Linked DNA regions of Homo sapiens: all the other regions are linked to region 2. Evidence: chromatin loops called from intact Hi-C (ENCODE). Cell type or tissue: heart right ventricle. All regions are shown on one strand.

The links. A loop is a pair of places that touch in the nucleus more often than their neighbours do. Peaks named below come from ENCODE experiments on the same cell type or tissue, not always from the same donor. Only the 100,000 strongest peaks of a DNase experiment are listed, where the experiment ranks them.
Region 1: a loop joins it to region 2, with 3 times the contacts of the local background. A loop is called at or near these places in 37 of 110 quality-filtered maps.
Region 3: a loop joins it to region 2, with 7 times the contacts of the local background. A loop is called at or near these places in 38 of 110 quality-filtered maps.

Annotation. Positions count from the first base shown.
Region 1 is chr1:21,868,716-21,871,215 of GRCh38, reverse strand. All of the region lies in intron 33 of HSPG2 (heparan sulfate proteoglycan 2), which reads left to right. Among named protein-coding and RNA genes, the nearest start is that of LDLRAD2, 58 kb to the right of the region's middle. In heart right ventricle, no CTCF peak of the experiment used is centred here; a DNase peak (open chromatin) is centred at 1,195; H3K27ac peaks cover 1,567 bases.
Region 2 is chr1:21,962,885-21,965,384 of GRCh38, reverse strand. No RefSeq gene overlaps it. Among named protein-coding and RNA genes, the nearest start is that of CELA3B, 13 kb to the left of the region's middle. RefSeq lists a silencer at 1,074-1,341. In heart right ventricle, CTCF peaks have their summits at 1,005 and 1,224 (motif pointing right); a DNase peak (open chromatin) is centred at 1,234.
Region 3 is chr1:21,895,629-21,898,128 of GRCh38, reverse strand. HSPG2 (heparan sulfate proteoglycan 2) reads left to right here. Exons shown (of 97, transcript NM_005529.7): 2 at 1,819-1,954; 3 at 2,163-2,207. Among named protein-coding and RNA genes, the nearest start is that of HSPG2, 40 kb to the left of the region's middle. In heart right ventricle, no CTCF peak of the experiment used is centred here; a DNase peak (open chromatin) is centred at 1,208; H3K27ac peaks cover 2,500 bases.

The sequences.
Region 1 (2,500 bases), 94 kb after region 2:
AGAACAGGGTCTGGTGGAAAGGTGGTGATGATGGTGGTGGCGATGGTGTGATGGTGTTGTGGGGGGCAGGGGCTCAGGGGTGGGCTCTGGGACAACCTGCCCAAATGTGTTCTTGAGCAGCACGGGCATCCGGTGGCACCCACGCTCTGGGGTTGGGGTTGCCCTATCCCTGTTCGTTGGACACAGCCAGGTACTCCAGGCTTCTCCCGGGGCTGGCTGCCTTCTGGTCCCTTCTCCCCTCTCCCTTCTGGGGTTCGCTATCTCCTGGCCTCCCTGCTGCCCTGTCCTGCAATTCTCAGACCTATCTCTGTCTCCTGTCCTGGCATTTCCCTGCGCCCCACAGGGGGAGGCGTACTTTGCGCGGATGCGCCGGGCTCACCAGGTAGGCCCAGGACGTGCGTGGTGTGAAGTTGGTGTGGTGGGGCGTGGTGCCTTCTCGGGTGCTCCCAGCCCTGCGTGGGGAGATGCGCAGTGCCCAAGGCATTGGGGGTCTGCATGAATCCAGGCGGTGTCCCATGACCCCAGGGTTGGAGCCAGGAGGGTATGTGCCTCACCTTGCCTCACCTGCTGTGTGGTCTGGTCCTGGTGCCAACTGTCTGAAGTCAGAATGGCAACTGAGGTAGCAAGGAGACTAACCCGATGCTAATCCACATGACTGTATCTAGCCCCCCGGGTTCCCCTGGCCTTGCCTCTCAAGCAACCACCATGAACCCTCTGTGTGCATGTGGGCGGCCTGGAGTTAACCCTTGGGTGCCAGCCTGGAGAGGGGGGGCATGCATCTTTCTTCCTAATTAGTGTGGGCCTTTCTGACTACCATGTCCGTGGGTAGAGGACCCTGCCCATGGCTCTAGCTCCAGGACTTTGGGAGGTCTTAGCTCGCCTGCTCCCTCCATTTCATCAGAACCGCACATCCCTCTCAGAGGAGCAGTTGCGGGCAGCCGTGACAGCTGGGAGGATCCCAGAGCCCCCAGAGGGCAGGGACTGGGCACAGCGGGCATCACAGGTAACTGAGGACCTGGCTAGGACAGGTTGTACCTAGGGCCACAGCGAGGAGACCAGAGAGCTGAGTCCAGGCAGGCACCTGAGCGAAGACTCCAGCTTTCCTGGGCCATTTCCCCTATGCCAGGCCAGGCCCCAGCCTGATGCCTGGTCTGCTCTGGTGTCTCCCCTGGGAAACATTCCAGAACCATGAATGGCTTGGGCTGTTGCCAGGGCACACAAAGAGAGTCAGGCCGAGGAGCAACAACCCCGTCCAGATGCCCCTGGGGCTGCCTCCAGCACTTCTGCCCCTCCCTTGCTGGGCACCCTTTGTAGGGCTTCTCCCATCAGTCACGGCCCATAGGCAGCCAAACCCATCCCGGGATATCCCCGCCTAGCTCAGGAGGAACAAGAGGGCAGTGGGTACAAGGGCCAGAGTGCCAGGTATCAGCACTTGTGAGCAGACAGTGCAGAGCGGGTGGCTGGCTGGGCCCGTGGGGAGGTGAAGCCTCACGGACGTCCTTTCTGTCCCTCTCTGCTCCCTTCTGCCGCTCTTCGGCTCCTGGTCCCCCAGGTGGACGAGGCTCAGAGACGGATGGATGCTGAGATCTGGCAGCTCCTGTCCAGCTTTGCTGCCCAACCCCAACCCCCTCCCCAGGGGCTCTCTCCTCATCCCCAGCCTGCAGCTGCTCTGCGAGCAGCACCTCCTCCTTCTTCTTCCTCCTCCTCCTCCTCTTCCTCAGCTTCTCTGTCTTTCTCACCAGGCTCTCAGGTATGTGCCAAGGTGCCCATCAAGGGATCCCCACCCACCATGCTTTCTAGACTTCAGTCATTTCTGAACCAACTTCACCAATTTCTGTGAACTACTTGGACTATTATTTCTTTCCAATTTTCTCTTAAATCAATCATGTACCAACTCAGGCTGGTTACTCTCTTTCAAATACATATGAAAGGAGCCATCCCATTGAAATTGTTTACTGATGTGCTGTGTAAACGTTGGTCCACAAAAGAGACCCACCAGATGGGAGGAGAAGCCGACCCAGGCCACGCCCAGAGAGAGCAGCTGGGGACCTGGGCCGGGATTGGGAAGAAAGTCGTCCAAAGAGCAAGGCCAGGACCCGCACTGTCGGGTGGGAGTGGGGGGCTCTGTCTCTCTGCCCTGCCACCAGGCCTCCCTCCCATGACGGTCCACCCCTGCCGGAACCACCTCCGCCCTCCCACCCCCACCCCTGCTCCCCTCGGCTCTTACCACCTGCCCTTCCCTCCTAGTTCTCTCTCTCCTACGAAGGCTTCTCTCTGCTTCCTGGAAGCCTCTATTACTGGCAGCTGCCCCGGGCCTTCCTGGGGGACAAGGTAACAAGGATTTGGGGGGATTATAGGGGTGTCATAGAATCCCAAAATATCAGAGGGCCCTTTGTCAAGGCCCTTTATGACACAAATGGGGAGACCGAGGCTCACGGTGGGTAGAGACTTGCCTGGGGTCTCATGTTCAGGTCAGAGCACAGCTGAGACTGAACTCAGC
Region 2 (2,500 bases):
GAGATCGAGACCATCCTGGCCAACATGATGAAACCCCGTCTCCACTAAAAATACAAAATTAGCCAGGCATGGTTGTGGGCACCTGTAATCCCAGCTACTCGGGAGGCTGAGGCAGGAGAATCGCTTGAACCCGGGAGGCAGAGGTTGCAGTGAGCCGAGATTGTGTCACTGCACTCCAGCCTGGTGACAGAGTGAGATTCCATCTCAAAAAAAAAAAAAAAATGCTAATCTGGACTCCCCAGTGGTCAAGAGCTTCAGAATATCTGAGGCATGACCAGCTGCACATGTCTTTACCCTAAAAGCTTGCTATAAAAATAATGTTTTCTGGAAGGTAGGTGCAGGGGTGCACCATCTTGCAATTGCTTGACGGTGTCGCTATGGATAGATCTCAAAAGCACTTTATTGAGTAAATGAATTTGCAACTTCTGTTTGCAAGTCCCTATTTTCTTTCTGATAAACTGCACTTGTCAGCCTCTTTCTTTGGCCTCTCAGCTCCCTCGGTCTTTGGTGGTGGTTTGCATAGGCCTGCTCACCGCAGGACAATGATACACAAGCACAAACTCAGAATGTGCACCCAGGCACCCCCGTGTACAGACCCCTCCCGTGTACAGCACTGGTGCACACACATCCATGATGCACACACACATTCCAGAGCACCCATCCCGTCCCCCCTTCCCAGTACAACAAACATACATCTGTCACTGCTTCTTACTCTGGCCTTTGGCTTGGGCCTGACAAAGCCTAGGGCATTAGGCCGGGCACAGTGGCTCACACCTGTCATCCCAGCACTTTGGGAGGCTGAGATGGGTGGATCACTTTTGAGACCTGCCTAGCCAATATGGTGAAACCCCATCTCTGCTAAAAAATACAAAAATTAGCCAGGCATGGTGGCACACACCTGTAGTCCCAGCTACTGGGGAGGCTGAAGCAGGAGAATCACTTGAACCCGGGAGGCGGAGGTTGCAGTGAGCCAAGATGGAGCCACTGCACTCCAGCCTGAGCAACAGAGTGAGATTGGTCTCAAAAAAAAAACCAAACAACAACAAACAAAAGGGTAGGGCACTAAACATTTATGACAAGGACTGCACTCTTAGAAACTCCTAGAATGGAACTGCTGGCAGAAGTTGCAGTGCACCAGGAGTTTGTGGGGAGCCAGGGCAGCACCTTCCTAGGGTCACACTTGGACTCTCCAGCCTAGGATGCAACATCCCAAGTTACCAGCAAGGGGCGCCCGAGAGCCATGATTGCCTCCAGGTGTTTTCTAGGAAGTTGCTAGGTGTGAGGGTGTGTTTGTCTCTGGGTGCGTCTGAGGGACAGGGCAGATCTCAGAGCCTCCTCTTAGGGGTTGAGTTGAGTGTGGTGGACGCACTCACCACCAATTCTGGGGACTGCCTCACTCAGGTTCCAATGCCCTGGCACAGAGCTGGTGCTCAGTTTGTGTTAGATGAGTGGATGAATTAACAAGTGAATGAATGGATGACTGGGGAATGAGGAGATAGGACAGAACTCAAGAGAAAGAAGGTAAAAAGAGAAGGATGGACCCCAGAGATCAGAGGGGAGCTGGAAGAAAGAGAAATGCAGGGAATGGCAGGGAGGAGTCAAGGGGTCGATGAGTGATTTGGGGGCAGGGGCTCAGTCGGCCAGCCTCCAAGCCTTGGCCCAAATGTCTCCCTCCCAGATGCCTCCCACTGCTGCCCTCTTCAATATTCATCTTTCTAGGCTGGTTGGGACTGTCACCTCCCCCAGGAAGCCCTCCCTGAGCACCTCTCCGTTGGGACCCGTCCTTCCTGCCTTTGTGCTTCCACAGCTCTGCGGCATCGTACCAGGGACCCTCTGCTCTGGTTGAAATGTGGGAAGTTGTATCAGACAGACGTAGATTTGGTTTGAATTCCTGTTCAACCATAATTGTGTGATCTTTTTCAAGACACCTAACCTCTCTCTGTGTTTTTTTTTTTTTTTTTTTTTTTTGAGACGGAGTCTCGCTCTGTCACCCAGGCTGTAGTGCAGTGGCACAATCTCAGTTCACTGCAACCTCTGCCTCCCAGGTTCAAGCGATTCTCCTGCCTCAGCCTCCCAAGTAGCTGAGATTACAGATATGCACCACCATGCCCAGCTAATTTTTGTATTTTTATTAGAGATGGGGGTGTCACCATGTTGGCCAGGCTGGTCTCGAACTCCTGGCCTCAAGTGATCCACCTACCTCAGTCTCCCAAAGTGCTGGGATTACACGTGTGAGCCACTGCACCCAGACTGAGACGCTTAACCTCTCTGTGCCTCAGTTTCTTCACCTAGGGTAACACCAATAGCTCCCTCACAAGGTTTCTGTGAGAATTCAAGGAGATAAAGCACTGAACACTGGGCTTGGCCCATAGGAAACACTGAACACAGGGCAGCAATGATTGCTTTCCTGTCCCAGAGAGTCCCAATCTTAAGTGCTCCGTCCCATTGTCAAGTCGTTTGCTGTAGTTTGGGCTCATAACATATTGTCATCAGAGCCTGT
Region 3 (2,500 bases), 67 kb after region 2:
AGAGTGACTGGAATTCATAGGTGATGAATTCCGTTTTTGTCCGTTCATTTATTCATTCATTCAAGTATTTATTGAGCACAGGGTGCAGAAAAGGTGGAGATGAATTCATCACAGCCCTTGCCTTCAAGGTGCTTCCATTCCAACGGAGGTACAGACAATAACCTTGTGAGCCCAGAACCAGACTGGGGTTGAGGTCACTGTGAACAGCAAGGAGTCGGGACAAAGAGAGTTTCTTTCTAGTCATCCTTATTTAGGCATAAATACACACAACAAAATATACCCATTTTCAGGGTACAGTCAGTAATGAGATATGTATGCCCAGGGAACCATCACCCCAGAAGTGTCTCTTGTGCCCCCTTCCCAGTCACCCCCAGCCTGCCCTTGGTCCCAAGTGACTACTGATCTTTCTGTCACTATGGATTAGACTTTCACCCCTAAGGGTTCATATAAATGGAATCGTATAGTTTGTAGTCTTGTGTGTCTGGCTTCTTTCAGATCCACACCTATCAATCAGTGGTTTGATCCTCCTTATTCCTGAGTAGGTGGAGGAGGTGGTATTTAAGTTGATTTTGGAGGATGCATTGGAGTTCGCCTGAGAAACAAAGAGAGGAAGGGCATTCCAGCAGAGGGCCCGGCGTGAGAGATATGGACTGTGGGAGCAGTAGGGGTGGGGAGGGAAGGGGGCCTGGCTGGCTCTTTGTTTTTTTCTCCTCCTTGGCCTTTGCTCTGGCTTGGACCTCACTACCTTGTCTAGCCCTTGTGGGTTTGGTTTTCAAAAGCGAGACCATTTCCTTCTGGCTTAAGGCCAGGGCAGGGCCTGAGGCCCTCATGCCAGGCCATTGCCAGTCTGTGCATACTTGTGCTTGTGGAATCTGGGGTCCAGCCATCGTGAATCTGCACACTTGAGGGCCACGGGGTTCCCTTGGGCTCCCCTGGGTTTGTTTTCCTCTAAGTTATTTGGTAAAACTGCTTTGGAATCATCCGGATCTTGTCTAGGGGGAAGAGGCACTCATTGCCCGGACCCACACCTGAGAAGGCAGGTGTTATGGCTGCTGGGGCCCTTCTGCTCCGGCCCACATAGTTTGCAGGCCCCAAGGTGGAGCTTATCCTGGGCTCGGCAGCAGCCTGAGGTCACGTGGAGTTGACACCACGCCTGTCCCCATTCAGCCCAGATACTGAGCTCTGCCTCCGCGCTGCTGGGCCCAGGGATGAGCCTGTCAGTGTGGCTGCATGTGCCAAAGCTAATTCTCCAACACAGTGGAATGTGTTCCCTGCAGCCTGGAGACGGGCAGGCCAGAGTGAGGCAGGAAGAGGAGCCAAATGGCCTGGGGAGGAGCTGCCTGGGGAGGCAACGGCTTTGAGCAGCTCGCCCTTGACTTCTGCCTGTGTCCCCACCCATGCTGACCCTGGCCAGCCTTCCACCTGCCTGTGCCCCCCATCTGCGCTGCCCGAGGCCACCCCTTTACCCGCCCGCATCCCCCCATCCACTCACTCATGTCCTGGGTGTCCCTTGCCTTCTCCAAAGGAAAAGGAGTCTTTACTTACCAAAGTGATTTACATTTTATTGTCTGCTTTATTTGAGGATTCATTCGGAAATAGCAGGGTTGGGCTCTGAAGCCTCCAGGGGCTAATGGGACTTGGGGAAACTGAATCAAAAGGGTTCAGCCCCAGCCTGGCTCACTGAGCCATACTAAGTCAAATTTAACCACTAAGGGGCCTGAAGGTGGGATTCTGGGTCCCCCTGGAAGTGAGGGGAAGGACCGTGGGGCTCAGTGGGAGCTGGAGAGAGTGACTCAATCAGCTCTCGTTTGCTTACAGGTGACCCATGGGCTGAGGGCATACGATGGCTTGTCTCTGCCTGAGGACATAGAGACCGTCACAGCAAGCCAAATGCGCTGGACACATTCGTACCTTTCTGATGATGAGGACATGCTGGCTGACAGCATCTCAGGAGGTGAGCCAAGGATCCAAGGCTGGGAGCAGAGGGGTGGGGGGTGAGACTGTGCTTCTTCCCACTGGCATGGGGGAGGAGGGTGACCGACCATTCCGAGCTTTCTCAACCCTGTCCCACTGTATACTAGGTGCCCAGAACAGTGCCTGACACCCAGTAGGTACTCAACAAATACTTGTTGTTGCTGATTACATCTCTTTTTTGCTTATAGACGACCTGGGCAGTGGGGACCTGGGCAGCGGGGACTTCCAGATGGGTAAGTTGCTGCAGGCCTCCTGCAGGTCTCCCTCCTGTCCCCCAGGGAAGCCCCAGAGCCAGTCTCCTGGGCTGAGGGCTCCTTGGGCCTGCCCTGGGGTACAAAGCAAGAAGAAGTGGGTGTGATCTCTTAACCTGCTGAGTGACAGTTGTGCAGACTGATTGGCAGGTCCCTGCAAGGCTGGTGTGGCCAGGTCCTGTGCTTGCCCATGCCACAGGCACAGGTATCAGGGCACTGGGCAGGTAAAGCCCAGTTCTGCTGGGGACTGACAGCCAGTCAGCTGTTTCACATTC